Linked DNA regions of Mus musculus: regions 1, 3, 4, 5, 6 and 7 are each linked to region 2. The links are chromatin loops, found by intact Hi-C in ENCODE. Cell type or tissue: heart. All regions are shown on one strand. Each heading gives the region's core, and the rest is flanking DNA. Links, peaks and the distances in the headings are about the cores only. Region 1 holds the start of Brwd3 (bromodomain and WD repeat domain containing 3). Region 2 holds the start of Sh3bgrl (SH3-binding domain glutamic acid-rich protein like). Region 3 overlaps Gm34464 (a long non-coding RNA gene). Region 4 has its middle 290 kb from the start of Brwd3. Region 5 holds the start of Gm34464 (a long non-coding RNA gene). Region 6 holds the start of Hmgn5 (high-mobility group nucleosome binding domain 5). Region 7 has its middle 42 kb from the start of Gm6377.

The links. Hi-C counts contacts between places; a loop is a spot of excess contacts. Peaks named below come from ENCODE experiments on the same cell type or tissue, not always from the same donor. Only the 100,000 strongest peaks of a DNase experiment are listed, where the experiment ranks them.
Region 1: it touches region 2 in a loop (2.3-fold over the local background); 5 of 42 quality-filtered maps call a loop at or near these places.
Region 3: a loop joins it to region 2, with 2.1 times the contacts of the local background. A loop is called at or near these places in 6 of 42 quality-filtered maps.
Region 4: a loop joins it to region 2, with 8 times the contacts of the local background. A loop is called at or near these places in 2 of 42 quality-filtered maps.
Region 5: it touches region 2 in a loop (3.0-fold over the local background); 5 of 42 quality-filtered maps call a loop at or near these places.
Region 6: it touches region 2 in a loop (4-fold over the local background); 6 of 42 quality-filtered maps call a loop at or near these places.
Region 7: a loop joins it to region 2, with 2.6 times the contacts of the local background. A loop is called at or near these places in 7 of 42 quality-filtered maps.

What each region holds. Positions count from the first base shown.
Region 1 is chrX:108,832,732-108,837,244 of GRCm38, forward strand. It overlaps Brwd3 (bromodomain and WD repeat domain containing 3), which reads right to left and starts at 1,615. Exons shown (of 41, transcript NM_001081477.2): 1 at 1,368-1,615; 2 at 1,177-1,235; 3 at 946-975; 4 at 483-542. The coding sequence starts at 1,398. It overlaps 2810403D21Rik (RIKEN cDNA 2810403D21 gene), which reads left to right and starts at 1,747. Exons shown (of 5, transcript NR_015493.2): 1 at 1,747-1,954; 2 at 3,535-3,624. In heart, for the core only: a CTCF peak has its summit at 1,778; DNase peaks (open chromatin) are centred at 1,070 and 1,830; H3K4me3 peaks cover 2,426 bases; H3K27ac peaks cover 2,008 bases.
Region 2 is chrX:109,093,438-109,097,950 of GRCm38, forward strand. It overlaps Sh3bgrl (SH3-binding domain glutamic acid-rich protein like), which reads left to right and starts at 1,970. Exons shown (of 4, transcript NM_019989.2): 1 at 1,970-2,200. The coding sequence starts at 2,156. In heart, for the core only: no CTCF peak of the experiment used is centred there; a DNase peak (open chromatin) is centred at 2,024; H3K4me3 peaks cover 2,389 bases; H3K27ac peaks cover 1,743 bases.
Region 3 is chrX:109,182,173-109,186,685 of GRCm38, forward strand. It overlaps Gm34464 (a long non-coding RNA gene), which reads right to left. Exons shown (of 4, transcript XR_003953121.1): 3 at 4,478-4,513; 4 at 3,749-3,946. Among named protein-coding and RNA genes, the nearest start is that of Gm34464, 6.7 kb to the right of the region's middle. In heart, for the core only: no CTCF peak of the experiment used is centred there; no DNase peak of the experiment used is centred there.
Region 4 is chrX:108,540,506-108,545,018 of GRCm38, forward strand. No RefSeq gene overlaps it. Among named protein-coding and RNA genes, the nearest start is that of Brwd3, 290 kb to the right of the region's middle. In heart, for the core only: a CTCF peak has its summit at 2,850; no DNase peak of the experiment used is centred there.
Region 5 is chrX:109,188,456-109,192,968 of GRCm38, forward strand. It overlaps Gm34464 (a long non-coding RNA gene), which reads right to left and starts at 2,662. Exons shown (of 4, transcript XR_003953121.1): 1 at 2,506-2,662; 2 at 1-112. In heart, for the core only: no CTCF peak of the experiment used is centred there; DNase peaks (open chromatin) are centred at 2,666 and 3,176.
Region 6 is chrX:109,010,927-109,015,439 of GRCm38, forward strand. Hmgn5 (high-mobility group nucleosome binding domain 5) reads right to left here and starts at 2,454. Exons shown (of 6, transcript NM_016710.2): 1 at 2,326-2,454; 2 at 496-519. The coding sequence starts at 2,340. In heart, for the core only: CTCF peaks have their summits at 1,794 and 3,062 (motif pointing left); DNase peaks (open chromatin) are centred at 1,895, 2,015 and 2,595; H3K4me3 peaks cover 2,691 bases; H3K27ac peaks cover 1,730 bases.
Region 7 is chrX:109,236,324-109,240,836 of GRCm38, forward strand. No RefSeq gene overlaps it. Among named protein-coding and RNA genes, the nearest start is that of Gm6377, 42 kb to the left of the region's middle. In heart, for the core only: a CTCF peak has its summit at 2,060 (motif pointing left); no DNase peak of the experiment used is centred there.

The sequences.
Region 1 (4,513 bases), core at 230-4,229, 260 kb before region 2:
AGAGAGAGAGAGAGCTAGAAAAAAAAAAAAACACCCAAGCCTGGCCTCAGTTCCCGTATTTCAAGCCAGGACCAACCAGAAACCAGTTTTCTTCCACTAATCCGGAACTCCGGGCTGTTACCAACGCTGTCATTGGCCAGCGTCAGTCCTTGGTACGTGCCCCAAGATAACCCCCTGGTTTCTGTCCCTTATCCCCCTACAATGGGCCTTCTCCGCTGTTTGTAACACAGTCCTAAAGCACAACACAGCACCTCTGAAAACCAACTCACATTCTTCAAAGTTTTGGGGTGAAAATAAGCAAGGCTAGAGCAGGGCAAGGTACCCTTTCCGACACGCTGGGAGGGGGAAGGGGCAGTCCTTCGAACACCGAACAGCAGGCTCGGGGAGCTCTAAGGGCTGAAGGGCCAGGGGCGGTTGGGGGCACAAGGTGGGGAGGGAGTGGAAAAAGAGTTGGGCTAAGTTGAAACGAAAAGTTTACTAACCAGATCCTCGAAGCTTCTTCGGTGCTCTTTCCCTTCCCAGTCTAAGCGGCGCGGAATCAGCTGGGGGCCGGAGGAAAAGAAAAGGGGGGGGGGTGAAGGAAAAGCCTCTGCTCCCCAGCAGCAGCACCCAGCCTGGAGCCTAATCCTAGACCCTTTAACATTTTCATTTCTCCAGTCCCGACAGCTACTGCCGCTGTGCCGGGGGTTGGGGGTGGGGGGGGGCAGGCCAAAGGGAAGGAAATCCTGAAAAAACACCTCCCGCAGGAATAAAAGGCAGCGAGTTTAGACCCCTGCGTTGTCCGCCCCTTCTAAGCAAAGAACCCGATTTACCCCAAGTGACAACAGCCCCAAGTGTCCAGCTCGAAGGCTCCCTCCGGGCCCCTGCCCTCGGCCCCTGACCTACCTTACCCTTCCTCCAGGTTCTCCCCAGCCCTCCCCACCTCTTCCCAAAAGGGGTCCATACCTGATGCTCTTCGAGCTCTTGCACTAGCACCTGGGGAAGAGGGACACAGGGATGTGAAAGCAGATTGGGGCGCCAACCCATTCCTCCCTCCCCACTTCCAACACAGCCGCTGACTGTAGGAGTAATCGCGGCCGGCCTTTCCCTCACCCTCCAACTGCACTGCTCACCCAGTGCCTCAATTTCCCCAATGGGACCATTCCCCAACACTCCCAGATATCCTTTCCCTCTCACCTGAGCGGATTTGTTACAGGGTCCGGACTGCAAGAACCTTGCGATCAGGTAATACAGCTCTAAAGAAGGGGTTGGGGGTGGGGGGAGACGTTGAGAGAGAGGCAAGGAAAAGAGATACAAGCTTTTTAAAAAAAATCTGACAGCAGTCGCGCAAAGCCCCCATCCCTTTTGCCCCCGGCTCAGCTACCCACCGGCTTCGATCTGGGTAGGTGCCGCCGCCATCCTTTTCCCGAGGGGGTTTGGGGGCTTCGCTCAGGAGGGCTGGCGGGGGCGGGTGGGGGCGCTGCCTCTATTGTGGTGAAGCCCCCATGCTTGGGAGTCCCGCCGCTTCCGCCGCACTCTTCGTCCCAGTTTCGGTCTCTCTCGGATTCATCGCATCACGTTTCGACCCATAGATATTCTAGCCCAAGAGCTGAGGAGGCGGAGGAGGAAGGAGAGCAAGAGAGAAGGAGAGGGAGGAGCTGAAGTCGCCGAGGGGTGGGCGGGGGGAGAGGGGTGGGCGGGGGGAAAGGGGTGGAGCCATAGAAAGAAGGAGGGGGGAAAAGGGAAGGGAGCCGCTTGCAAAGCTCCAGGCTGGCCGCCAGAGGCACTAAGGCGGCCGCCTAGTTCCAGCAGCTAAGCCGGCCTGGGGTTGCCTAGTTACTGCCCAGAGAACAAGGAAGAGGTTCTAAATGCAGGCAGACGCTCTGGCAATCTTCGTCAAACTCTGTGGTGGCGTTGGCGTCCTAGAGCTCCGGAGTTGCTTACCCTTCCTGTAAGGGCAATCGGACCCTTTCCGGTGAGGGAACCTCTCTCCAGACATGATCAAGAGAAACTGGCGAGGGACTGACATGATCTAGCTTACCTTGGGTCACCGAACGGATTTGGTTTGTTTGTTCTTTCTCTACCCCAAGAAAAAGTCGCTAGCTACTGCAAGGTTTTGTTTTCAAACAAGGAACAGCATGCCAAAAGAAAGTGCTGCGCCTACCTGATGAGCAAGGGAATAATATTCTTCTAGAAAACTTCTTGTAGTAGTATCAAGTCTCCCCTTGATTCTGATAAACATTGCGCGCGAAGTTTACACTTTAAGGAGGAGGCCGTTTCCCCCTTCTGAAAAGGTCAACAAGCTCTTTCTTCTCAATTCCTGTAGGATAAGTTGGAACGCTGTTTTGAAATTCTGCCAAAACGTTTTTAAAGTTCTTAACTATTCATTGAAATTTGGATAGAAATGATAGTTTGGTTTGGTTTGTCTTTGAAGTGATATTCTCTGACTTGCTGTCACTATGTATCTATCCAAGGCTCCCCTGGAATTCCATGTCAATCTTCCTGCCTCAGCTTCCCTAGTGCTCATGTGGCAGGCATGTGTCGCCACTCCGGTTGACAAAAAGTCTTTTTTCCACTACCTTGAGACTACAATTGTTTTCATGTATAACTTTAACTCTTAGCACAGCGCTGATTTGATCAAAGGATTTGTATAATAATTGACAGTTTGAGGAAACTGGTTCACTTCCCCAATTTCTCTTAGCATCCCGTTCTCAGGATGTTACTTTGAACAGAATTCATAGAAACAAAACATGATGGGAAAACAAGTACTATTTGAATTGTGTACATTATTTGCTTTGAAATACTCAAATTTGAAGGTTCACATTAATGTATGGCTATAGTGGGAGTTTGGTTTTCAGACTCAGGGAGCTCGGTGATTAAACCACATTGGGCATAGAATTAAATTTAATTCAATTCATAAACTTAACATATCCTTAGCAATTCATTCTGCCAATTTCTTTTATTGAGTAATTAATAACAACATAAGAGTAAAATGCTATGGTTATCTTTGGTATAATCAGTATCTGAAAGAAGTAGATAAAAGAAATATAAAACCTCAGGACAAAATTGTGAGGTGCTTACTGAAATAGTAATTTTTATAGTTCAAGATAATATAATTAACAGCTAACCTTTACCAAGTCATTACTACATATTTTGCCTGCTGTAACTCATTTAATCCTTAACAGTGACCTAGGAGACAGTTTATATTTTTCTCTACCATACTAATATTAAAAATTACTACTAGCCAGGTGTGGTGGCACACGCCTTTAATCCCAGCACTAGGGAGGCAGAGGCAGGCAGATTTCTGAGTTCAAGGCCAGCCTGGTCTACAGAGTGAGTTCCAGGACAGCCAGAGCTACACAGAGAAACCCTGTCTCTAAAAAACAAAAACTAAAACAAAACAAAACAAAAAAACCACCTGCTATATGACTTCAAAGCACTTACATGCTATTGTTTTTCTTATATGTAAATGATAATAAATAATATTCACTGTGTTTGCTAACACACATTTTTTGTAGAACTCATGTGAGAATATATCTCTGTTGTATTCAAAAGGCATGTGACATAATTATCCCAGCGATCACTAAAACTGTAAATTTGGATGCAATTAAGAGAGAAAACTCCACACATTTATGGAAATTTAAGGTAAGAAATTACTTGTACAGAATTAATTTTATTTGTATTTATTCATTTATTGTGTATGTGCAGGGGCAGAGTCACCTGGCCTCCAGGTAAATAATTATGTTAACTGGAATTTGAAATGATAAGGGATTAGGAGTAAAGAAAATGCAGATTAACCTCCTGTGGTCTGATCTACCTATAATCCCAACACTAGGGTGGCTGAGGCAGAAGTGTCTTTAGTTCAAAACTAAACTGGGATACATAGCTAATTCAAAGCTGGCCTGAGAGATAAGGGGAACTGGAAAGAGCACGACATTAGTTTCAGGCGCACAATACCCAATGATTCTAGAATCCTCTACTGACAAAGCAAACTGACACAAGGAAAAATACTTAAAGCCCAAATCCATTTCCACAAAACCAGTCACTAAGGGTAAATTTTGGAGATGATAATTAAGGAAGTGATGAACTAGCAGGAATTTTCTGTACTAAGTTTGTAAGAAGAAAGTTTTTTAAATGTCTGTGTTCCCACAAAAAAATATTCATTCTTTAGAACTAATGCTAACGAATCAAACACTTTGAAGTAATTTAGAAGACAGAATCACCAGTCTGAATCTCTGCCTGACCACATTTGTATCCCCCCCCCCGCGCCCCCACCCCGTGTGTGTGTGTGTGTGTGTGTGTGTGTGTGTGTGTGTGTACATGTGGAGGTCAGAAGACAGCATTTGAGAGTTGCTTTTCTCCCTCCATTATGTGGGTCCCAGGACAGAATCCAGATTGTCAGCTTGGCAGCAAGTACCTTTACCCACTGAGCCATGTTGCTGTCTTTCTTTAACTTTTTTCAAAATTTAGATTAGTAAAGGAAGCAAATTTTCATCTATTATAGGAAAAAAAATGGACTTAAGTAGAAAAATAA
Region 2 (4,513 bases), core at 304-4,303:
TTATAATAAATAACAATTCAAAATACCCTCTCCTTCCATACCATTACTTTTAACTTCTTGTCGCCTGCTCTATCCCTACCTGGAAAAGCTGATCTGTAACACAGGGGAAATTATCTTTAGGTCCTGGGGCTGTGTTCAATTAAGAGACACAATGTCATTAAGTTGACTGTGCTGGCTGGGAATTCCTGAACCCAAGTAATCTTAACTGAGTAGTAAGGGCTATGGCATTCATTGGTGTTCAGGGTCTTCTAAGTTTTCTGCACACAATCTGGGTTTATTTTTAAGTTTTGAGAGACACTGGCCTTTGGTTGTCATGATTTCCTAAGGAAATAGATTATACTGTTTGATCCAACCCAGTTTATTCAAATTCACCGTAACCTTTCCAGGCAAATGCTCTCGGGCAATTTCTCTATAGAAAATTTAAGCAGTAATGACCATTCTATGATACCCATCTCAAGGATAGCTCAAAGTAGGGAAGAACGGCATAAGGATATCCATTACCTTTATGTTAGAAATATTGGTAATAGTCTCTCCTAAAAATGTATCAGAAGTCTTATCATTAAGAATCATCAGGTTTTATGTATAAAACAAGTTATTGACTTATATTCACTAAGACAAGTATATCTATTACAGAACTGTACATGTGTATGTGTGTGTGTGCGTGCATGTGTGTATGTACTTGAAATCCAACTTTGGGTCTTAGTGTGATCTATAAGAGATCTACACATCTAGCCTCATTTTTCTAATAGATAAAGCCCACCAGATTCTTTGCTAATGCTACCATTCAGTTTTCTGGGAATAATTGATTGTGTTCAATAGTTTATAGACTAATTAGAAATATTTTGTTATTCCTGTTTTTTTTTCATTTTAAGAGTCTCTAAGTCTAAACAGTTAATGTAGAACTCCAAACAAGTTGTACAGTGATAACATAAAAGAAACAATATAGATTTTTTCAAAATCATGATTATGATTTATGATTATAAAGATTTTTCTAATCAAGTGAATTGGCAAGTAAAATTAACAGTAGCCATGATGTTGGTAATGAAGATGGTGGCTAGATTTTTCTCATTTACTGTACTTGATAATTTGTAGAAAGTCATTTTGTTTGGTTGATTTTTGATTTTTAAGAGACTTACCCTGTAGCATAGTCTAGCATCTAATTCCTGGCAATCATGTTTTACTATTCCAAGGGCAGAGATTACAGGTATGAGACAGCAACGGCAAAAAAGTACTTCCAAAGTATTTTCAGATGATTGGTTTTTTTCTTTTCTTTTCTTTTTTCTTTTTTTTTTTCTCTCTCTGCAATTCCTCTCCTCATTTTGGACTTGTTGATTTTTTTTTTTCTCTGCAATTTCCTCTCATTCTAGGGTTGTAGTTTTTTTCTTTGCAATTTCCTCCTTCATTCTAGAGTTGTCGCTTAGATCTCCTGCAAATTCTCACTAAAAAAATGTTCCATATTTTAGCAAAACTCTGAACAAAAAGAACCTATTCTGTGCTTTCCGGTTTGGGGAAACTTGAAACTTCTCTCCAGCCCTCCTCCTCTCCTCGTGCAGCTTTTCAGTATTCAACTCCTGCTGCCAACTAAGGTTAAAAAAAAATCACTTACTTCATTATTGGCATCTTAAAATATACAAGGCTTTGATAACGTGGGCTTAAAGACATTTAAAGTAGTGTCTGGATTCAATATAAAGCTAGCTTTAGGCTATCTTATTTGCATACATTTCTGAGCAGGAAGTAACAAGCAAAACTTCTGGTGTTCATGGGAACCGGTCCTTTATTCTAATCGAATATTTCTTTTTTTCTTACCCCTTCTTTTATTTCTCCCTTGCCCCCTTCCCGGAGAGGGAATAGTCAAAAAGAATTGTTTCAACAGATCTCGCGGTGCTGTTCGAGATCCTGTGTTTTAAAAAAACAATTTAGAAATGATGCAAATGAGCCTGAGCCTTCCGGGGTTTGGGGCTGGGATTGCAGAGCTGGAAGCTCATTGAAAGCAGCCGCTGGTGGAGGCGGGGCTCTGGCCAGTTATCCTTCCACCTTCCCCCACCCTCCTCATCCAACCTCTGTTTGGCCCTTAGCTCGGTTCCAGCCGTTGCTGCAGCTGTTTCCCAGCCCTTTTCAAGACTCCAGCGACCGACCAGAAGCCCTTGTTTCCAGGATGGTGATCCGTGTATATATTGCATCTTCTTCTGGCTCTACGGCGGTAAGGAGAGTGGGAGCCCACCTTTGTTGTTTTCCAACACACTAGTCCTCTTCTGCCCCAGAACCGTTAAATTGAAGAAGTTACACTGGAAGCTTCTCCTTAGAAGACGCAAGCATCGCCCAGAGTACCCCCTTCTTTCCTTTCTTCCTTTGTTGCGTCGATTTATTTATTTATTTATTTTCTCCCGTGGAGTTAGCTTTGTTTGCCTTGAGACGTTAGTGTTCGTTTCTAAAGGAAAAAGAAAACTACCAAGTTTAGGAGATAACTGGTAAAGGGACTTCACGGTTAGGTGAAGTCAAGTAAAATAAAAAACAAGTGGCTTTCAGGTTTTTTAGAGTGAGACATTTATGAAATATGCTCTGAGTACCGAGTTCAGGGGAAGTAGTGCATTTCTGTAAAGGATGAGGGTGCTGATGGGAAGGGAAGGGAAGGGAAGACTTCTGAGTACTGGAATTATTGTGAAGCCACTGGAATGGACTTATTTAGAGAGCGTGCAGGTGGGGTATATAATTTTAAAAATAGGCGAAAGTCAGGGGCAATGATACAAATGATTTTTTAAAAAAGTTCTTCTCCTCTTCCACCTCCTTCCCCTCCTCCTCTCCCCTTCTCTTTCTTCCTGGAATATGAAGCCATTTAAAAAAAATAATGTTGTATGAGACCTCCCCCCCCCCACTGGATCTTATTTTGAGTTTTTCCTTTCCTTCGAAAGATTTTCTTTCTAAAACCCACTCTTTCAAGACTGTTGAAAATGGAGGCAAGAACATGTGGCAACTGAGTTGCTGGCTCTTCATAGGATTTGGTTTTCTTCTTTGATTCATTTGCCAATTGTTAACTTAGAATAACAGTTTTTACCATATCTGAGGAACATTGGGTAAACTGAGGTGAAAGCTGGAATGCATACTCCTGTCACATGAAAGAGCTTCTGTTCCAGCAACCCCAGGAGGAAAAATAAAGGCCCTCAAGTGGCAGAAGCAGATGTGTGGGCTCAGGAATTTGAATGTAGAAAACTCCTCTAGCTTTAGAGTGGCAGAGATCCCAGGTTGCTGGGTTGTTGTCATTTACATTTAGTAGGATTTGGAATAGAGCTGAAGGCTATATGAAATCACCAGAACCATGAACCTTGAACTTTGTCTTTGCCAACATGTGTGGGTGTGTTTAGACGGGCTTTCAAAATATAAGGAAGCCTACTCTTAAAGTTATGGAGCAAACGTTTTGTTTGAAAAAATAGAAATGTTTATTATTTCCTTTGGACCCTACTTTAGAAGCATCTTGTCTTCCATACCTAACATTCTGATACCTCAGAGTAAAACATGGGTTACCGAATATCAATCTACTACATTAACTGCATTTTCAAAACCCAGCTTAATGCCTTTGGTTAATCCTTATTAGATTGACCCTCTCAAGCACTTAGGTTTTGTTGTTGTTGTTGTTTTGTGAGGTATGCAGTTTCAACACTGGTATTTGTTCTTTGCTTTCTCTATCTTCTATTTCTCTCCCAGAAGTAAACTCAAGGAGAAACTGCTTTAAGAATTTCACCAAGTAATAGAGTCACACCCCCCCCTCTTTGTTAAGACATAAAATGTCTAAGTGCCCAAGAAAGGATTAAGAGTTTATTAGATGATTCAAATGACAGATACTCATGTTGTTTTGTCTTTTGTTTCTATTGTTTCTTCATGGATAATTAATGCACTAATTACATTTTTATGAAAATGCCAAAATGAAAGATTTCTTATTATACTCTGGCAATTTTTAAAAAATAATCCTAAAATAGTACAAAGAGTATCTTAAAGGAGAACTACTTAATATGAATGGGGCGGTGGCTGTTTCCTTGAGGAAGGAAATTTCAGTTTGCAGTACCGAAATTTTCTTTAAGATAGCAAAAAAGCATTGTCCTTTTAACAAATGATTTAGAAATTTGGGGGCAAGTGTTCTCATGGGATCTTAAAAAAAAAAAACCTGAAAAGATACATACTTGTAAGTTATTAGTTGTCTAATGAGTGCTTTAAGTGTTTGGCTTTGGCTTGATAATATGTATGTATTGAATGATTTGCCTGCATATGTATACTGTGTGAATACAATGCCCATGGAGACCAGAAGAAGGTGTTGGGTCGGTCCCTGGAGCTAGAGTTCCAGATGGTTATGAGCCACCACGCGGATGCTGGGAACTGAATCCAGGTCCTTTGCAAGAGGAATGAGTGCTCTTGACTATTTGAGCCATCTCTGCAGCTCTGAATCGATTTTCCTGACTGTTAAAAAAATCAGCAATATTAGGTGGTCAGTTGTTCTGTGAATCATCTAGAGCAGCAATAATAA
Region 3 (4,513 bases), core at 363-4,362, 89 kb after region 2:
AATTGAGAGTTTGGCTGGGTATAGTAGCCTGGGCTGGAATTTGTGTTCTCTTAGTTTCTGTATAACATCTGTCCAGGCTCTTCTGGCTTTCATAGTCTCTGGTGAAAAATCTGGTGTAATTCTGATAGGCTTGCCTTTATATGTTACTTGACCTTTTTCCCTTACTGCTTTTAGTATTCTATCTTTATTTAGTTCATTTGATGTTCTGATAATTATGTGTCGGGAGGAATTTCTTTTCTGGTCCAGTCTATTTGAAGTTCTGTAGGCTTCTTGTATGTTCATGGGCATCTCTTTCTTTAGATTTGGGAAGTTTTCTTCAATAATTTTGTTGAAGATGTTTGCTGGTGCTTTGAGTTGAAAATCTTCATTCTCATCCACTCCTCTTATCCGTAGGTTTGATCTTCTCATTGTGTCCTGGATTTCCTGGATGTTTTGAGTTAGGATAATTTTGCATTTTCCATTTTCTTTGATTGTTGTGCCGATGTTCTCTATGGAATCTTCTGCACCTGAGATTCTCTCTTCCATCTCTTGTATTCTGTTGCTGATGCTCAAATCTATGGTTCCAGATTTCTTTCCTAGGGTTTCTATCTCCAGTGTTGCCTCACTTTGAGTTTTCTTTATTGTGTCTACTTCCCTTTTTAGGTCTAGTATGGTTTTGTTCATTTCCATCACCTGTTTGGATGTTTTTTCCTCTTTTTCTGTAAGGACTTCTACCTGTTTGATTGTGTTTTCCTGTTTTTCTTTAAGGACTTGTAACTCTTTAGCAGTGTTCTCCTGTATTTCTTTAAGTGAGTTATTAAAGTCCTTCTTGATGTCCTCTACCATCATCATGAGATATGCTTTTAAACCTGGGTCTAAGTTTTCGGGTGTGTTGGGGTGCCCTGGACTGGGTGAAGTGGGAGTGCTGGGTTCTGATGATGGTTAGTGGTCTTGTTTCCTGTTAGTAAGGTTCCTATGTTTACCTTTCGCCATCTGGTAATCTCTGGAGTTAGTTGTTATAGTTGACTCTGTTTAGAGATTGTTCTTCTGGTGATTTTGTTACCATCTATCAGCAGACCTGGGAGACAGATTCTCTCCTCTGAGTTTCAGTGCTCAGAGCACTCTCTGCTGGCAAGCTCTCTTACAGGGAAGGTGCACAGATATCTGTGTTTGGACCTCCTCCTGGCCGAAGAAGAAGGCCCAAAACAGGACCTTTCTCAGAAGCTGTGTTGCTTTGGCAGGTCAGCTTCTGTGGTGCAGACTCTCACCTGTGCAGACTAATTTCCTAAGTTCCTCGGAGTCCCGGAACCAAGATGGAGCCCCGCTGCTCCTGAGGCTGATGCCTTCTGAGCCAGGTGGACACCTATCATCTGGTCCGGACGGTGGCCGGCTGTCTGTGGCCCGCAAAGGGTGCTGCCTCAGCGGCTCTGTGCCTCCGCCTGTCCTAGAAGCTGTCCGGTTCTGTGGTGCACCTTCTTACCTGTTCAGACTAATTTCCTAAGTTCGGTGGAGTCCCGGAACCAAGATGGCACCCGCTGCTCCTGAGGCTGAGGCCTACAAAACCTCTTTTTGCAGGGTAGAGACAAGAAGTTAGGGCATGGACTTCATGGTGTGGCTAACTTCCTTTACCCAGCCTCTGTGTAAAAGTTCATAAAAGATTCTCAGTACTTGAGAGTGCCCTGTCCTAGTCTACTCATTTTCCCAACCATGAGAGGACCTTGGAAATAGTCTGTATCCAGCTTCTGAAATTGTGTCCTCATCCAAAACTCTAGTGTGTAGATTCTTTCTCTATTTTAAGAGATCACAGTTAAAGGATGCAATAGTTTCCCGTGAATTTGGAAAAAAAAAAAACCTGCCACAAATAGCAGACATTGCTTTCAGAGCTCTGAAGGCCAGAAGTTTAAAAGTACTGTGCCCCCACCAAAGTCACAGGAAAAGGAGATTCTTTGCGTGCTTTCAGCTTCTGTTGGTATAGCAGTCAGTTCAGTCTGCCTCTTTTATCCTTCTCTCTTTCTCTCTGTTTTGTCTTCTGTTTCGTGCTTATAAAGATGTTTGGAAATCAATGTTAGGATTCCCTTGGTTCATTACATTATCTTAAATATCAAAATCCTAATTTACATTTGCAAAAAACCCTTTATTCAAATAAAGCAACTTCCTAAATCTCAGAAATTATGGGATGTGTGTGTGTGTGTGTGTGTGTACATGTGTAGTGTGTGTGTGCACGCACACACAGGCGTGTATATACACATATACGGGGGGTGTCACCTTTAGATTTTTTACTGGATAGTCTCTTCTCAGTGGATCTCTGTTAGGTTGTTGCATCTGTAAAACTAGTAGAATGTTTATGCTACCCAGATTAAGAATCTTATCCACTAAGTAAGCAAAATGAGAATCCTCATTTTTCTTGGTTTGTGTATGAAACCTGAGAGAATAAATCTTAAAGAGAAAGGACTTATTTGTACATGGTATCCATTTTTTTCTAAGGGAGAAACTGATTTTTTTTTAACTATGGCCGCAATACCACTCTAATTACTGGTTGCTAGGGTCACAATTATTTCCCATCGTTCATTTCTTGAACTTCAAGATGGTTTTTATACCTCCCTGTTCACAGACAGCAGTTTAGAGCCTTGTTGGGAGTGGCCAAATCTTAGATTTAAAAAAAGGAAATAGAACACTGGCCCATAACTTGTAATGATCATCACAACCATAAACCATAGCCTTTGTGACAAACCATTCATGAATCTGAACCACAGTCTCTGTAGCAATCAGTCTCAGACTTTCAACACTTCATCATCACTATTAGCCTCCCGAAGTGTTGACCTCAAGTAGAGAAAATCAGTTATCACACAGGATTGCCTATTTTTAGTTATCCTGCTTCCAGAATCTTATAGCTGTCAATTGGCACATACCTGATATCTTTAGTTTATAAAACTTCCCATTCTTTAGCCTGCCTTTAAAAGTCTCTGCAAAATACCAGTGATGATGCCTAACTTCTAACAAGTCCTGAATAATCAGGCTTTCATTGTTCTCATTGGGTGGTATTCAATTAGTTTCTCTGGAGGCATGGGAAAATTTGAAATGTTGCATCACTGTAAAGGAGGAATGGGGCTCTGTGTGACTAACATCAGTTTCATCACCCTAGACACACAGACACTATGGCTATGTAGCAATATTTCAATGAAAGGTTGCTAGGCATCTCTCGAAAGACTTTTGAAATAACATGCAGACATCCTTTCTGTCCTTTTTACCTTTAAAAGCAGCTATCTTTCAAGATTGCCAATCTTCTAACTTCCTGGAATTTTTGCCTAAAAGAACGCTCAAGTTAGAATGGAGAGATGGCTTAGCTGTTAAGAGCACTTGCTACTCTTTTGGATGACTGGAGTCCAGGTCTTATCACCTACATGGCAGCTCACTACCATCTTTAACTTCAGTCCCAGGGGACTGAATGATCGATCTCTTTTGGCTTCTGGGGGCAATGCCCATGCATGGTACACAGATGCACATGCAGGCAAAATGCTCGTATACATAAAAAAAAAAGATGAATCTTTTTAAAGGGCTTGAACTGTAGAACATTTTATGGTTGCAGACTTCTGACTCACTGCTGCTTTCTCATCGTCTTACTGGTTGTAGTTTTTTTTTTTTTTTTTTTTTGCAACTTGCTATTTTGTAGCTTAGTTTCCTCATGCATAGATCATGAAATTGAGATGGTTAAATGAAGCTGCCATGCGTAACACTTTAGAAGGATGCCCAACACATGTTGTATAAGAAATGTTGTTTATTAACTGATGTAATTTTTAGATCTTTCACAGCAGAAAGTCTGATTCTTTGGTGTTCACAATCTTTCCATTCCTTCTTCCACAATTTTTCCAGACCCTTGAGCATATGACTTGTATTGAGCTGGGCACTGCATGGTCAGCTGTTGTCTGTACTTTGACTAGTATCTATGGCTTTCTATAATGGTCTCTATCTGATGAAGAAAGAAATGTTTTTGATAATTGGTGGGAGCTACACTTATAATCTATGGTTATAAGGGTAATATTTACAAAGCTGTTAGGAATTACTGGTTCTCACAAGCCCCCACCTCTAAATGAAGAACTAAAGACAATTAATAACTGCTGAGAGAGGAAGAATCAGACTTTCTCAGAGATGAGTTCCCTAAATAGTTATCCAATACTAAGTAAGTCATTTCTACACAAACATTTGCATACCAGCAACACTAACTAAATGGAGCCAAGCAGGTTGTATTCACATGTATGTATACAGGCAATCATAATAATATTTTGAAAAAGAAATTTCTCAGAGGAAGCTATCAAGGCAAGTAGGACTACTTGGCAATTACTGTCAGTAAAACCATTGTATCTTGTGAATTTGTTATTATTCAACAAAATGTCACATTGTAGAAAGACATGAAAAAGTGTTGGCAGATATTATTTTCAAGGGAGTCTATAATTGTAAGCCTGTTATTTGTGTTCTGAGAGAAGTACATATTAGGTTATACCTGAAACTGAAAGGAAAATGAAGCTGCATTCTGGTA
Region 4 (4,513 bases), core at 366-4,365, 550 kb before region 2:
TCTCCCTGAAATTATTTAGGTTCTGTTTTGTGTATGTCAAGACATCCTTATAACTCTAGAATTAAGCCAAGTTGATTATGGTCAGTAATTTTTGATGTTTTGCTGAGTTTGATTTGCACACATTTGTTAAGAATTTTTACATTAGGGTTGTAGAGATTGCTCAGTGGTTAAGAACACTGGTTACTCATCCAGAGGTGCCAGTTTTATTCCCAGAACTCACATAATTGTTTGCAAACATCCAATTCCAGTGATCCAACAGGTATGCTCATAGCATATATATGCATGTAGGCTAAACATCTGTATGTATAAAGTAAAATAAATAAAATCTTCTAAAATTAAAGTTAAAAACATGAGCTGAAGAAAAGAATTTTTACATCTTTGTCCATCTGGTAAATTGGTCTATAGTTTTCTGCTGTCTTCCTTCCTGTTTATTCCATTTTAAGGAATGCTTTGAGGAGCAAAACCTATAGTTTCTTCTTTAAATATCAGATAGAATTCAACAGTACATCCATCTGTCCCTAGGCTTTTGAGGGGGTGCATTTTGTTTTTCATTATCTACTTCTATTACATTTTTAAAATTTTATTATAAAAGTTTAAGCCATAATAATCCTCTTAGCTTCATTAGTTTCTACTCTAAATCCTCTGTTTACAACTCTAATTTATTGACTTGGGTTATCGTGTCTCTCTGTTTGGCTAAGGCTTTGGCAATTCTCTTTATCTTGTTAAAAGAAGCAAATCTTTGCTTCAATTATTGTTTGTGGAGATTTGAAAATTAAAATTTAAAAATTCTTTTGGATTTTTATCTCTTTTATACTCATTAGAATCCATCATTATAGAATTGATAACCTTTGGGTGTGTCACACTGTCCTGGTTTTTCACACTTACAGTGTTTCTTTGTTGGCATTTGTACATCTAAGTAAGCTCATTGGCTAAAAATTACATGACTGTTTTATTTCAGATGACATACATATTTGTAGTGTTTGGGTGTAACTATTTTGTAGGATGGCTGTTGTATAATTCATCCGCCACTGAACTAGAAGTGGAGCTCAGTAACTATCTATTCAGTCCACACACTCAGCCCACACACTCGGCCCAATCTCCAGTAAGATTCTGAGAGTAAAATGCTAACTCTGCAGTAGCAACTGCAAATGGTGGATAAGCCTGCAAAAGATACAGTATAAGTTAATTCAAAACAATAATCCCTTTGTAACTCTGATAATTTGGGTGGGGCAGTGCAAGCCTTGTTCTTACAAGGCTATTAAAGTGCAGACTAAGGTATCAGGAACTAAACACAGGAAAGAAAGGAAAATAAGCTATTGTCTATTGATTAGTATTTTAGCAACAGACAAATAGAGGAAGGCATGTAAATAGAAATAGGTATTTGACATATTGGTAAGGAAAACAGACTAAAAAGAAGAAAGCATAGGGTGTGATGAAGAGATCGGAATAAAGAAGAAAAGAAGAAAATGTATGGGTTGTGGGTAACAAAGAACACAATAGAATAGGTACAGAAACAAACTGAACAACCATAAATAGTTGAACAATATACAAAACAAAATAAAGCAATTCTGATATATATTTATAACCTTTTAAGATTACTCACCTTGATTTGTTTGGGCATTATTTTATCTTTCTGGTCTTTTGATTGTAAAATACGGTTTACAAATTGTGTTTTCATGGTGTGTCTGTTTCCCATTTGTTTGCTTGTGCTTTCCTGGTTTTTTGTTTGTTTGTTTGTTTGTATGTTTACCTGTTTTTACTCTAAAGAAAGAAAGGGCATGGAATGGGGTGTGGGGGAAGGTAGGGAGATCTGAGAAAATTGGTAGAAAGGAAATTGTGATCGGTATATATTGTATGAATTTTTTCAATAAAAAAATTTTAAGAGGTTAAAATCTGAAGCCAGGATAACATGAAAATTAGAGACAGATATTGTAGAATCAATGTCTCTTCCCTGCTGACATAATTATTGGATCACTCTTCACTCTGAAACATTTTCTGGAACAAACTCCTGCTGTTTGCATCTCTGAACCTTTTTGACTACATCGTGGTTTATAGTGTGTCAGTACATTTTTTTTGTTTGTTTGTTTGCTTTTTCTCTTGTGTACTACAACCTTACCAAAGTTTGCCCTCCCTTCTCTCTACTCAGTCCCTCCCCACAGCTTCTCTCTTTCACAGATCAACTCCTCCACTCTTTCCCTTCAGAAAAGAGCAGACTTCCAGGGATAACAACAAAACACAGCATAAAAAGATACAATAAGACTAGGTACACATCCTCATATCAAGGCTGGACAAAGCAACCCAGAAAGAGAAAAGAGGTTTCAAACGCAAACATAAGAGTCAGAGACAGCCACTTGTCCCATTGTTAGGAGTCCCATAAGAAGACCAAGCTACACAACCACAACAAATACAAAGTACCTAGATAAGATCTATGCAAGCTTCCTAGCTGATCAGCAGTTCAGTCTCTGTGAGACCCTATGACCTCATTAGTTGATTCTGTTTTTTTGTTTGTTTGTTTTTGTTTGTTTTGGTTTTTTGTTTTTGTTTTGTTGTTGTTGTTGTTGTTGTTGTTGTTGTTTTGTGGTGTCCTTGACCCCACTGGCTCCTACAATCCTTCCTTCTCCTCTTTCTGCATGGTTCTCCAAGCTCTGTCTAATGTTTGCCTGTGAGTCTCTGCATCTGATTCCATCAGCTGCTGGGTAAAGCCTGTGTGATGATAATTATGCTATGCTCCTGTATATAAGTATAGCAGAATATCATTAGGAATCACTTCGTCGACTTTTTTTTTTTTTAGGTCAGGGCAGTTTTAATAGATTATTTTTTGGGGTGAATTTCTGCCCAAGCATCAGTAGGTGTCAGGCCTCCCTTAGGAGTTTCCAGCCTTCAGTATGGAGTGTTGAATTATGATTTCCACACCACATACTATTTTCCATGTATAATTTTTCACCCTTCCCCTACATTAGTTTCAGTGTCTGAGACCAAGTGGCCATGCCTAAAATTTCTTTTCCACATAAAACTATTAAGCACATTTTATTGATTAAGGTGAAGTCACTTATACAGAATATTAAGACTTTTGTAAAATATAGCACATTTGACTTAGTAAAAAAATGCAGGTGCAAAGATTATGAGAAATGGGGACTTTTCTATAAAACAGAAACCTAGAGGTCATTGTTCATCATTTAAAGAACAAGATGAAAATGCATATCATTAGAGCAGTGGTTCTCAATTTATGGGTTGTGAACACTTTGGGGTCTCCTAAGACTGTCAAAGAACACAGAGATTTACATTATGATTCATAAAAGTAGAAAAATTACAGTAATGAAGTAGCAACAAAAATAATTTAATGGTTGTGAGGGTCACCACAACATGAAGAACTGTATCAAAGAGTCACAGTATTAGGAAGGTTGAGAACCACTGCATTAGGGGATGCACACTCGTTTGTTTTCATTTTTGGCTGAATATACTCAGGCTGCCTATTTATCAGCATTTGAGTCTTAACCTGAGTGAGTTTGCCCTATCGAGATGCAATTCAGCTCAGCTAACAGGGACACGCTATGTGTGTATTGTGTTCTTTGAAGATAGAAGCAGATTTTAGGAAAGTGTTCTCTCTTCTCCCTGGCCGGCCTCAGCCTGACAGGGTGATGTGATTGCAGTTTCTTCCAGCATCTGTTCCCACTTTGCCTCAGCTTTTCTAGATAGTGACACTACACAGCCAACACTGGATAATTTCCCAATATCTGCTTCATGTAACTCATGATCTTCCAAGGTTTTGTTTTTACACTCTGCTTGTACAGATTTTTCTTTATCCCTTTTGTTTTACAGGATGGGCAGGAGGGGGCAGATTTCTCCTTCATTGCTTAGATTAAAGCCCACCATTTTCATTGTAAATGTAGCATTTAGTATTTATGTCTTTTATTAAGTCATAATACATAGTCTAATGTCCTTTGAAATTCTTCATTGCCTTTTTTCCATGCTTTACCACATTTTTTCTACTTTTTTATTAGATATTTTCTTTATTTACATTTCAAATGTTATTCCCTTTCCTGGTTTCCTCTCCAAAAACCCCCTATTCTTTCCTGCCTCCCCCTGCTCACCAACTAACACACTCCCACTTCCTGGTCCTGTCATTCCCCTATACTGGGGCAAAGAACCTTCACAGGACCAAGGGCCTCTCCTCCCATTGATGACTGACTAGGCCATCCTCTGCTACATATGCAAATAGAGCTATGAGCTCCACTGTGTGTATTCTTTGATTGGTGGTTTAGTCCCAGGGAGCTCTGGGGGTACCAGTTAGTTCATATTGTTGTTACTTCTATGGGGCTGTAAACCTCTTTAGCTCTTGGGGTATTTTCTCTAGCTCCTTCAATGGGGATCCTGTGCTTTAGCTAACAGATGGCTGTGAGCATCCAATTCCGTATCTGTCAGGCACTGGCAGAGCCTCACAGGAGACAGCTCTATCAGGCTCTTGTCAGCAAGCACTTCTGGGCATCCACAATAGTGTCTAGGTTTGGAGGTT
Region 5 (4,513 bases), core at 331-4,330, 95 kb after region 2:
CCTTAATACACATTTCTTCCAGCACTTTGGTGCTGACAGCTATGTTCATTAACTCATACTTAATTTTGTAAGTGTCTACAACTCTCGTAGCTTCACTCTGTCTGTGTCTTACCTAGATAGAAAAAAGAGATGGCAAGTTATTCAATTTACCGTAATACTTTTATGTATTCTATTATTACCTATTCATTAAGTTATGAAAGAGGAACAGCCATTATTGGTGGCAGGCATTGGTGAAAAACTATGCAATTTTGTTGTTAGACTACACATATGTATATATTATATGTAGTTTATATATCATATGTATTATGATATATGACACATATATATTATGCAAACGTATAATTTAAAAATTTTGGAACTGAACAGAACCACAATTTTTTTCAAAAAGTTGTGTGGCAATCTAAGAAATATATATGTTTGTACAATCATGCATAAAAAAATTAGAAAGATGGCCAAAGTGAACAATTCCAAGGCATTAGACCTTGCTTTGAAAAGCAAACAACCTGTATGTATATATATATACAATATATTATATATATGTATATGAGGGAAACAATAATAAGACATTAATCAGAAATATATATATATATACATATATATATATATATATGAGGGAAAGCAATAATAAGACATTAATCATAAAATAGAATGAAAGATTAAATACTTCATGAAATTAAGATATAAAAAATGAATGATTAATTTGTGTTGTGCTCTTGAACTGTCAAATTTGTATCTTATATTAACAGACTATATCTAGTGTTTAACTGTCTTTTAAAACACACAATGGTTCAAGTACAATTGTATCAGCTTGGTTTTTAAACTTATTTTATAACTGAAAATTGAATAACTATAAGAAATAATAGTAAAATTGAGGTTTCTTTGTTTTCATGTGATAATCTTGAGTAATTTTGTCAAACAACACTTTTGATACTAGAATGTGATAACAATTTGACAAGCCCCATCCCCAACTTATTGAAGTGGGATTTCTGTAAAATGCATGCCAGTAAGATTTTTGTTTGATGTTCAAAAGATGTAACCCAGTTATACTTCAAAAATGCTTGTCTGCATGCAAAGGACAGCAGAGAAATTTCTAAAATTCCAAAATTCAGTGTTTCTACCTTCTCATTAAGTTTTTAAAATTGCACAATATGTTTCATGAGACTTGAGTCATCTTTGCATAGTATTTTTCTAAAGCTTTCCAGACAAACCCATTAAGAGAACAGTTACATAGATCAGTGATATTCAGTTTGTGATTCACAGACTGGCAGCCTCATCATCACTCCCGCCTCAATTCGACAGTAGTAGAAATGCTGAGGGTAGTACCCGGAAAGATCTGTTCTAGCATCCCTGCCCAATGACTATTATGCAACAGTTGGAGTGCCAAAGATCAGCAGTTTAGTGTTGCATTCTTTGTGGTTCTTAGTTGAAATCGTTCCTTGTTTTAGGCTGTTATGCCCAATAGCATATAAGTCACATGTTTGTTTGCTGATATTTTAAAACTAGAGAAATATGTTATAATTTACTTTCTTTAAAACCACTTCTTATTTTTATGCAAAATACTAATCTAATTGACCAGGTTTTATATAAAAACAATCTCCTTTTCCTAGGCTGAGGTCAAATCGCATTCTTCCCTTCATCTATAGTGTGTGATGTGTAGCAAGGATGTGATGACTGCTTGGCAGCCATTTATTTGTTGTCGTGAAAGTGGAACTCTGAAGTGTAAAAATTCTAGTCCTTCAGTCTTTGAGTACAGTGCATGATGGCTTTTAAAGACAGCATGATAAAAATATATGTAACATACCAACATTTATGATTACATTTTGTAATGACACTTTGAATACTTTATGTTAAATGTACACAGTAAAATTAATCTCACTTTTTTCTATTTTAAATGACTAGTAATAAATTTTAAATTACTCAGGTAGCTCTCATTATGCTTCTATAGGGCAGTGCTGTTCTGTAATACTTACTAGATATTGCTCAAAATACTTAATCATTTCGTGTAAGAAATATGTGATCTATGAAAATATAACAACTTATTAGAAATAAAGTTGGCCCTTTCATGAATTGTTTGGTCTTCTCTGGGGATTTGAGCTATATGCATACTGTGTTTGTTTGTTTGTTTCTCTCCCATCCTAAATGGAGTTCACTATTTCTTGTACACTTGAAATATGGACAAAAATATTGGATTCCTTAAGGTAGTTAAGTTCAAAATACCAGAAACTTCTAATATCAGTAAATTCTTAGAGCACAAGAGGAGTAAGGGAGTTAACAGCCATTTTGGTAGGTCCTTGCAAATCCCGCTTCCACCCAAGATGATAAAATAAAGTAGAATAAAAAAATATTTAGAAAGGCAGAAAAGGCGTGATAATCTTAACAAAATCTTGAAGTCCCCAACTATGGTATTTTTACTCTAACCCCCTCCTGTTGCCTTCCTCCAACTGAGACACTTCCTACTCATCTCCCTGGAGACTGTCATGCTGGCATAGTAAATTATAATATTACTCATTGTTTTCCGTCTGCAGTTGCTCTTCAAATGTATTGGGTCCAACAATTTACTGCTGTCTTCCGGTCAGCTTTCTTTCTGGTTACCAGCTTTCTGAAGTCTGAACATGGAGCCAAGCTAAACTTTGCTTTCTCTCTGAGGGTTGCTAAGGGCCTGCACTCAGGATTGGCTAAGGAGCAAGTGCTCCTTTGTGACGCAGGCTGGTGTCCATTCTGAGAAAAACTGGTGCCTGGTGACCAGAGGGCAGGAAGCCCCACCCACCTGCCCTCAAAGGAAGAGAGATTGTGCTCCCTAGAGTAATACCCACTAGCTAACACCTCTCTTTTTTGCCCATCTGCCAAGTTCTGGGGTCGAAACAGGAAAAACTAACACACTCTACATTTCTGCTCTTTCCCCTTCTGTTTAGAAAGGGAGGACAGCTACATATTTTGCTGGCCATTCCTGCCTCCCCTGGCACAGAGAGAGGAAGAAAATCCATTAAAAATACAGTGTGGCTTGTGAAGAAAAGAGACAAATAAACCCGAGTTGCCTTAGTTTGTAAGGTCAGTACAAACAGATCCAGGCAGGATATGACCAACATAGCAACATTTCCCCAAGTCTTGACACAGGAAAGTTCTCTTTTCCTCTCTCCCACTGGGCTCCCTTGTTGAAACGTGCTTTGCAGTGTGCCCTTTCCTTCTTGAGGTCAAGCTTGCAATGTGGGCAGTGTGAGCCTCTGTAGCTCCTGATGCTTCCTCTTCTCCCCTCACTCCGCCCTCTACTCGCTGTGTAAAATGTCTGCTTCTTCTTCCTTATATTCATAGTTCACTTTTTAGTGTACATTTTCTAGCTACAACTTTTTTAAGATTAAAAAAATATTTTAATTAATATATCTGTACCTGCATAAGATGATGTATGTACTAATCATGTTATCTGTGCCTGTCTGAAGGTAGGAGTACAGGCCCAAGAGGCCTGGAGTTATAGGCAACCAGTTGGGAGCCACCTGACATTAACGTTGGGATTTGAACTCTGGTCATCTTGAAGACCAGTACACACTGTTAAACAGGGATCTGTCCAGACACAAGTATAAGTTATTGCTATATTTGTACATTGAGGAGGAGTTTGCCAAAAGTGGGTCTATAATGGAAGTTAAGTTCTTCTTTATAGTATCCTAATTATTTTCAATGACACAATACTGTATGTATTGCATGGCTCTACCCACTAATAAGAATGGATTTGTGGCTGAAGATGCAGCTCACTTGGTAGAGTGCTCACCTAGTGTTTTGGAAGTCCTGGATTCATGCCTAGCACCACGTATAGTAGGGGTAGTGGTACATAACTGTAATGCCAGCACCCAAAAGAAATGGAATCAGGAAGATCAGAAGATTTAGGGCACATGCATAGCGAGTTACTGCTAGCCTGGGATACATGAGGCATGAGTCTTGAAGGAGAAATAGAGGGGGAGGAGAAGGAGGAGGGAGAGGGGGAAGGGAGGGGAGGGAGGAGAGGAAAAGAGAGAGAGAGAGAGAGAGAGAGAGAGAGAGAGAGAGAGAGAGAGAAAGAAAGAGAGAGAGAGAGAGACTGTGCAAATGAATTTGGTGAAATTGCAGTCTTGTTTAATGTTAAAGTGAGGATGATAGTGTGTGGCTTCATTGTAGGTTGCTCATTAAAACAGTATGATGAGTAATAGCTGTTAGACTCTGCGTATTGCTAGGAATCACATCATTAGGTAAGACAGTATTTGTCTTCATGGAGCTGAGAATTCATAAGATAAAATCAAACCAACTATGTGCATTCAGGCAGGAATCCTGGAATGACAGAGATTAACAAACTTGAGGCATGTTTAATAATGGGAAAATATGTGAATAAAGTATTTTTTATTTCTTGTGGGTTTTTTCATTGATTATTTTATTTATTTACATTTCAAATTTTGTCTCCCTTCTCGGTCTCCTCTCCATAAACCTCCCTATCCCATCCCCACTCCCTTTGCCTCTGAGAGGGTACTCCTCCTCTCACCCATCCACTCGC
Region 6 (4,513 bases), core at 268-4,267, 83 kb before region 2:
ACAATTTAGAATCATTTTTCCTGAGAAAATATTTGGTGTAGCACTATGTAAATGTTGCTATTAAGGAAATGATTATAAATTTTGTTAAGAAATGTCATAGACATATCTGATCCAACCCCTAAACCTTTCATATGTTAAAGGGAATAAAATCTCATGGCAAGCTTCTTTCACTGCGATAAATCAGCAAAATGGCTATTTCCAAGGAGCACATTTTAAAATGAAAATATACCTTCTTGCTCACCAATTGACTGACAAAACAGAATTTGAGCCTAAGAAGGTGCTCTCTGGATTTTATGACAAGCACAGTAGGGTCCGAAAGGCAAAACATCTATCTTTTTTTTTTTTTTAGTGTACTTTGACACAGCACTAGACACAGCATTAGTGCTCATGTGGTACAAATATAACTACCAGCATTTTTACCTAGTTATGTGTCTTTAGTTTCTAAAATGGGTACATTTTTCCCCCCAGAGAAACTCACAAACTAAAGACACTCACCTCCTGGCTCACATCACCTGCAGCCTATGTAGGGGGAGAAAAAAAAAAAAAAGAAAGAAAGAAAGAAAGAAAGAAAGAAAGAAAGAAAGAAAGAAAGAAAGAAAGAAAGAAAGAAAGAAAGAGGATCATCAATATAAACATGTAGAGCAGAAAATGTCGCCAACTTTAGACACTTGTGACTTTTTCCCTGGGCTCCTGGTCCAGCAACCACGTGCTGCTTCTAGCCCCTCTTCAACACCTACTGTTTTAGTAATATGAAACGTGGACCAAGATGCAAGGTCATGCTTAAGACCTGTTTACAAAGAGTCAGTGTAACCTTTTTGAATAAATAAGGCCTCTTAAGAACACACCATTTTCATTTTGAAATCCACCTGCTCTAATGTTAAAGCCAAAACAAGGGTTGGGCGGGACGAAGGAAGGCGGAGCTTCTTGCAGTTTCCCTTTCTTGCCTTATGTTTGCTATGCAATTGTATCTATCTGACCAGCTCTACTGATTATGGACTATTTTCCTCCTCAAGTTCTGCATACAAAACAACAGTCCCACCATACTTTCAAGGAAGGAGGTCTTTGTTCTAACGTTAACGTTTTGTTCAGAGAAGCAGGAGGCGGATTTTAAAACTTCCCGCCACTACCTGCTACAAGGTTGCTGTCAGCTCTGCAAAATAGCAAGATCCATTGCACAAGACGAAAAGAGCCTGGCGGCAGGAGTCTCGGGAAGGGGGGTGGTGATTAGAAACAATTGCTTTCGGTATCTGAGTAGCCCTTTACCCTGGGAATTACCAGGCTATTATTTCAATGATACAGCCCCAGAGCACTGAGGAATTTCAGCCTCATTTCTATGTTCTAGGAATACGGAAGGCGGACGGATTCACAAGAATATATAAACAATCATAAGGCTTTTACATTAACACAGTATTTCATTTTATGATTTCACCAAGCAATGAAATAGCATTCCATTTTAGTTGTAAGATACTCGGGGGAGGGGGAGGGGTGGTGGAGGAACACACAAACACCGAGCTTCAACTTATATGTGCGCGGAGACAGGAATTTTGAAGTGAAGGGTTACAGAAGACCTGTAGCCCTTGGTAGCTCGGATCAACTCCCCATGTCTAAAGTGAACTAATCTCACGCCACCCCACCATCCAACGCTGTTAGTAGTTTCTCGGACGCGGCTCTCTAATCACCTTTCCACCTTTAACTAGAGAGTTCCGAGAGTGCCAAATCTCTCAGATCTAAAGTTTCTAATTACAGCGGTGAATCTCTCCCTTCTCTAGGACAGTTTGAAGTCTGCGCCGCCTAATGGCACAGGATTACCATTGCATAGCCATCTGGCATGACAAGAAGTGGAGGAGGGAAGAGGGGGGAAAAAGGAAAAAAAGAAAACGGAAAGAACAAAGGCAAAAAACAAGAGAAAGCCAGGGCTTTCGTTCCCCCAAACGGGATGGTTCTCTGAGAAAAACGGGAGGTAGAGGAGGAAGCTGGCGCTGGAAGTGTGGTTGGGAGAAGAGTTCTCCAATAGGGTAAGCGGAGGAAGGGGGGTGGGGTAGGAAGCGACAGCACAGCGCTATGGCTGTTTGTAATTCAGCATGGAGACACCTCTCAAACGATTCTCTCCCTTAAACAAAACAAGCCAAAAGTGAACTACCAGTTGCATACGAGACCTTCTGAAACCAAACACAGACGGATCGCTACCTTTCCCTCGCCTTCCATTCAGGACATCATAAAATCAAACTAGAAGCCAAAATGATCTTTCAAAAAGATACAAATCTCTGCGGTAGGAAATATGTATTTCGGCAGCTAATATCCCGTCTATCTTCCCATTTCACTTACCTTTCTTTTGGGCATTGTTGCAGCTCTCCGTTGGAGATCCTTAGGCAGGAGGGAAAAAAGCCGAGAGGAGTCTCTGCCTGACCGCTCCGCGAGCGACTGAGTTTTCAATGAACTAATTGCAGCACGATATGTACTCGCGTCCCCCCTCCCCCTAAAAAAAATCTCTCGTTATTGGCAACATTAAACACGCCAAGACGCAACCAAACTACGTGAATGGTTACCCGAAGTGGGAGCCAGGTTGGAGTGACAGGCTGTCAGGCCAATGAGGGGAGGTGGCCGGTTCGGAAGGCGTGGCCCGCGAACTTGCCCGAAGCCCTCGTATGCTGCCGGCTTTGACTGCCTCTAGGGTGCCGGAGTCCACGCACTTAGCAGACGCCTAGTGCTCCAACGTGACCAGCAGGAAATCCAGTTTTCTTGCCTTTTCACCTTTTTTTTTAAGTTAGAACGACAAGCGAAAGCTCAAACAGTTGGTTTTTTTCCCCCCACGATCTCCACCCCCCTTCCTTCTTCGCGCGGGGTGGCGGGCCCTTTTGAGACTGGATTGAGCCAGAAGCTCCAGTCTTTCCCAGTTAGCAAAAGGGCGAGGTTGGAGTGACAGGCTCACCCGTTTAGAGACCAGAAAAAGAGTAGGGAACGTTTCTGGTCGTGAGAACTTCCCGCCAATGCTGAACTGTGGTCCTGGCTTTAGAAGGGTGCCAGAACTGCGCGCCTCCCTCAGGTGGAGAGTAGCAATAAATCCGGGACCTGGAAGAGCAGGACTCCACTGCAGGCCGCCTACCTTCTAAAAGAGCTAGTACTCCGCCTGGAGAGAATCTAGCAAGAATTAAAAGGGGCCACGCGGGAAGTCAGTAATAACAGAGGTCACCCAGAGGAAAAACAGTGACTTTAATGGATTTGTAATTCAAAGATGATATTTAGGGCTACATAGAAAACCAAACCAAACCATTCGTTATCTTTATTACTGAAACTTGAGGTGTCTCCTTATTTATTATTTTTTTTTTAATTTTTTGGCCCACAGAAGTGCCCCCTGAACCTATTCTAGTCTCAGAAGGTGTTTAAGTAGCAGCTTTCTGTTCTGAGAATCTTCCATTTGCCCTCTAGTGTCAGAGTCTGAGACCTAAACGTTTGGTGAAAAGAAAAGAATAATATGCTTAGAAAAAAATCCGGTTAAAACAGAGTGCTGAGGGCTGCTAATTGTTACTGGAACTAGGCAAGCCGGGTCCCTGCAGCCTTTTTTGAGATGTGCTTTGCTTCAGTTGTTGAAAGAGCTAATTGTATTTAAAAGTGCTTCAACAACAGTCTCCATTCCCTAAGCTGAAAGTCTAATCAGAAAAGGAAATTAACCTTTTAAACAGTTACTTAAAAATTTAGGCCCCAGCCTAGTGGTGTATGGCTTTAATCCCAGCACTTGGGAGGCAGAATCAGGCAGATCACTGTGAGATCAAGACTAGCCTGGTCTACATACAACAAGCAAGCCAGAGTTACCTAGTGAGACTCTGCTTCATTGTGTCCCCTCCCCCAACTCTTTTTCTGTTCCTGTAGCTTAAAGAAAAAGCAGACCATCCGTTTCAAAGAATACTAGCCCGGATTGGTGGTGGCAAGGTAGCAGTGAGATGCTGAGATTCAAGTCATTCTAGGCTAAATAGACATCCTGCCACAAACAAACAAACAAACAAACAAACAACAAACCAAATTGATTTACAGATTACCAAACCATCTGTCCAATCTAAAACGCACCCTGACAGAGCCTATCCTTTCGAGTTTTGTCCCATCTTCCCTAGCGTTTAGCCTGGGGAGTTAAACAAACCACTTACCCTAAGACCTACTGAACCTACTCAAGTGACTTCACACTGCATTCTCATGCAAGAAGACAACTGAAAGGCGCATTTACATTTGCTTCCTTGGCCTGCAGTTATGTGTCATCTGACCAGGCTCCAGATGGCCTTTTAGTTACCTTTAAGTGAAAGCATAGTTGAAAGAACCTAGGTATATTTCAGTAATTTGATTTTCTGAGAGAAAATTGGTTTCAATATAAGAATTGTCTCATAAGGATAAGGGAAAAATGAAGAGAATGAAAATGTGTTAGTGATGGAATGCATCCATTCCAAGTATTCTTATTTATCATTATTTTGTGGGTTAGATTTTTGTTTTTGTAACTCGCTTATATAAATGCAACCCCCTGTGGCAT
Region 7 (4,513 bases), core at 324-4,323, 140 kb after region 2:
CAGCTCCTGCTTTCTGACCTGCTTGAGTTCCAGTCCTGCATCCTTTGGTGATCAACAGCAGTATGGAAATGTAAGCCAAATAAACCCTTTCCTCCCCAACTTGCTTCTTGGTCATGATGTTTGTGCAGGAATAGAAACCTTGACTAAGACAGCACCTCTCCGCAATATTTCCTAGTATGTACAACACAGTTATATCTTGAATTCAACTATACAAATTTACCTTCTTGAGCATTCTGATTTACTTTTAGGGCATGAATGTACCATCTTTTGGGAAGCTACTAACACAATTTTTAGCCATTGCCAATAGTTTTCTTTTCTTTTCTTTTTTTAATTAGGTATTTTCCTCGTTTACATTTCCAATGCTATCCCAAAAGTCCCCCATACCCACCCCCCCAATCCCCTGCCCACCAACTCCCCCTTCTTGGCCATGGGGTTCCCCTGTACTGGGGCATATAAAGTTTGCAAGTCCAATGGGCCTCTCTTTGCAGTGATGGCCAACTAGGCCATCTTTTGATACATATGCAGCTAGAGACAAGAGCTCCGGGGTACTGGTTAGTTCATATTGTTGTTCCACCTATAGGGTTGCAGTTCCCTTTAGCTCCTTGGGTACTTTCTCTAGCTCCTCCATTGGGGGCCGTGTGACCCATCCAATAGCTGACTGTGAGCATCCACTTCTGTGTTTGCTAGGCCCCGGCATAGTCTCACAAGAGACAGCTATATCTGGGTCCTTTCAGCAAAATCTTGCTAGTGTATGCAATGGTGTCAGCGTTTGGAAGCTGATTATGGGATGGATCAGTGGATATAGAAATCACTAGATGGTCCATCCTTTTGTCACAGCTCCAAATTTTGTCTCTGTAACTCCTTCCATGGGTGTTTTGTTCCCATTTCTAAGAAGGGGCAAAGTGTCCACACTTTGGTCTTCGTTTTTCTTGAGTTTCATGCGTTTAGCAAATTGTATCTTATATCTTGGTGAAAGGATAAACCCTCATTTATCTTCTTTGTTATGTATTTGATAGAAAATTTTCATTCAAGACCACTGGGAACATTTCTATTCTGGGATATATATTTCCAGCAATTTGTTGCCTGGTAGTTGCTACCTCTCATGGTGGGTATATTATTCACATAAACTTTATATGTCCAGCCTTTGCAACTGTGTTAATTTCTAATACTTGGTATTAAGTCCAATTTTTTCCTTATTGATTTCTATATTGTATATTTGGTTCCAAATTTTCTGAACTCTTTTCTATGTAGATTAGTAATAAACAATTTGTTGCTGATGAATATTATCACATTAGTTTGTGAAAACTCTGTATTTATAGTGTCACCAGTAATATACCGTTGTTATCACCAATACATAAAATTCAGTGTGTGTTATTGATTTAAAAATGCAAGATCTGATGAATATAGAAAGCCATAGTTTTAAATGTAGACAAAAATATCTAGGGTAAGAGTTTGCCCTTGTTTTATAAAGCTTGACTTATTTTGACCAACAATTCCATTCTTATTTTTATGAATAATCTTATCTTCAACCTATAATTTCTATAATGAGCACTTCTAATAAAATTTAGTTTGAAATTAAAGTAAATTCATATAATGTTTCAACAAAGCTAAAGATATATCATGAAAAAATACAAAATAAAGAAATAATGGAAGCTCTGATGTTAAAATTTTGTTCTGAAAATTCTGGGATTCATATAATAAAGCCATATTGGATTTTAGAAATTGTATTATCTGATGACCTAGTTTTCAAATTGATACTTGAAACATCTATTTAAGGAAATTTGATTTTATGTTATTTTGCTGCTGTGTGCTTAATACAAAAAAGCACAATTATTTAGATGTTTTTTCTTTAAGTGACATTTTCTATTTTGTTTCTCCAAATTATGCAAATTCACTCATTTAATTGTACCTCAATACTATTTGTTTATTGTTTTTCCTCTCACTCTCATTATATGTTTTGCAAATTGATTCAAACTCAGAAAACAATCTGCATACATGCTATGGTCTATAAAATATTGGCAAAATTGCCAGACTATTTTACCTACTGTGTCACCTAGTGGACAAAAGTGGAAATTGTGAATCAATCCTCAAGGATGAAATAACTGAAGCTAGGCTGAAATCTATTTTCTTTCCCAGTTGACCATGTTGACTACTGCATGTTCTTTTCTAATTTAGATAAGGGAAAATATGCAAAAAATTTCTATCAAAATTAATATGTGACTTACTTTCCCCATTTTTAACTTATGTTGTTACTGCAATCATGTTTTTTTTCTTTCTTTTTTTTTTCTTTTTTCTTTTCTTTTTTTTTTTTTTTTATAAAGAAAAGGAGCTTTTGGATACTTGACTAGAGAAGACCCACATATTTCAATCATAACACAGCAGTATTACTGAGTATTTACATTGTACCATTTCATTTAACCATTTAAAGCATTACTATTATTCATTATATATCAAACTGAGGATTGTTGGACTACAATGACATTTTCACAGTTGGTAATTTGAGAAGAAGAAGAGCAAAATTTTGAATCTAAATTTTTTGACTCCAAAACAGGTGGTCTTAGACACCAGATTTTACTCATTTCTCTGTTTGTTGGGTGTGGTTAAAAAAAACGAAAAAACAAAGAAATATGAAATTTGATGAATGGAGATATAGATTGAGAACCAACACTCCAATTTATAATTAATTTGTTCATAAACTGTTTTTAGATAAAAAGCCAGGAAAAATTTCAGTCTTTGTACCATGCATGTAATTTTTTTCCACGTGAAAGAGGTTTATTTTGAGGGAGAGACAAAGGGGTGGCAGGGGAGCAGAAGGGGAGTGGAGAGAGAGAGAGAGAGGGAGAGAGAGAGAGAGAGAGAGAGAGAGAGAGAGAGAGAGAGAGAGAGAGAGAGAGAACCATACATGTAATTCTTTAAAAAATGTTTTATTTATTTACATTCCAAATGTTGCCTCCCTTTCCAGTTCCCCTCCAAGAGTTCTCCACCCAATCCCTCCTCTCCTTTGCCTCAGAGAGAGTGATTCCCCCACCCCACCTCCCTCAACCCACCCACCCAGTTCCACCCTGCCTGCACACATCCCCTTTCCCTGGGGCATCAAGTCTCTACAGGATTAGGTGAATCCTCTACCAATGAGGCCAGATAAGAAAGTCCTCTGCTACATTCCATGCATGATATTGATGTGTTCATTTGAAGCCTAACATGTCAAGCATGCAGAAAATAGAAAATAAACATTGGTTCAAATCAAAATCTCATTTCCTGTCTAAATAGAACTTGAAATGATAGTCTTATACCTGTGCTTTCTTAGCCCTCTTGTGGGGGAAGTCTTTCTTCTTGATTGATGAATTTATTTATGAGTTCTATTCTGTTTTAGGAGTGATGGGACGTTGTTTGTCTATAATCAAAATCTTTGTTAGAGTCTGTCCATTGTTTTCCACCTTGAGAAAACACTTTATTTGTTATAGTTAAAATTATTAAATTAAATCTAATGTAACCTTATCTAATCAGCACTCTTCCTTTCTAAAATTAGATATAGATTAATTGATGCTTTCTCTTTTATACTTTTATAGATTTTACTAGTTATGGTTTTATTGCTGTGAAGAGACATCATGTGCACAGCAACTTTTACAAAGAAAAACATTAATTGGGGGCTTGTTTTCAGTTTCAGAGATTTGGTCCATTATCATCATGGCAGGAATCATGACATCATGCGGGCAGACATGATACTAAAAAAGAAGCTGAGGATTCTGCAACTTGATCCACAGGCAGAAGGATACTATCATACTGGACAGAGCTCAAGCATAGGAGACCTCAAAGCCTGCCCCAACAGTGACACAGGTCCTCAAACAAGACCGCACCTACTCCAAGAAGGCCAAGCCTCCATAGTAGTGCCATTCCCTTTGGGCTGAGTTTTCAAACACATGACTCTATGAAGGTCATACTTATTCAAACCACCACATAGATGTTTGCTAACTGTCCAAGAAGTCTCTAAAGATAAAGTACATGCATGCTTTATTTTATGCTTGTTCATTTCATATACATTTTATTTGATGCTAGAGATACTTAAGACCTATTTGGGTTTGCCTTCCATGTTAGTTTTTTCTTCCTGTCTCATAGTTTTAGATATTTTAGTTTGTGCTTATCTCTTTTGTTTTGGGCCTGTAGTTAGACAGTTCATGGAATAGTTTGTGGCAAAAGAAAGGTACTCACTCCATGATGGATGAGAAACCAGGATAGAAAAAAATCTAGTTTCCCAATATCCCCTTTAGGTTTATGCCTCCAATGGATTAACTTCCTTTTACCAGACCCTATCTTTACCAGAACCAGTACCTTCTAGTGCAATAAGCTGACAAGGGAACATTTAGTGGTGCATGGTAGTTAGTACAAAGGCTTACAAAGTGCATACAATAAGTGCCTGTAAAATATTCAACCCTAAATGAGATATCTAAGTTACCTTCTACCCACAAGGCTTAGGGGCTATGGAAGAAGAGGTGGTTGAAAAATTATAGGAGCTAAA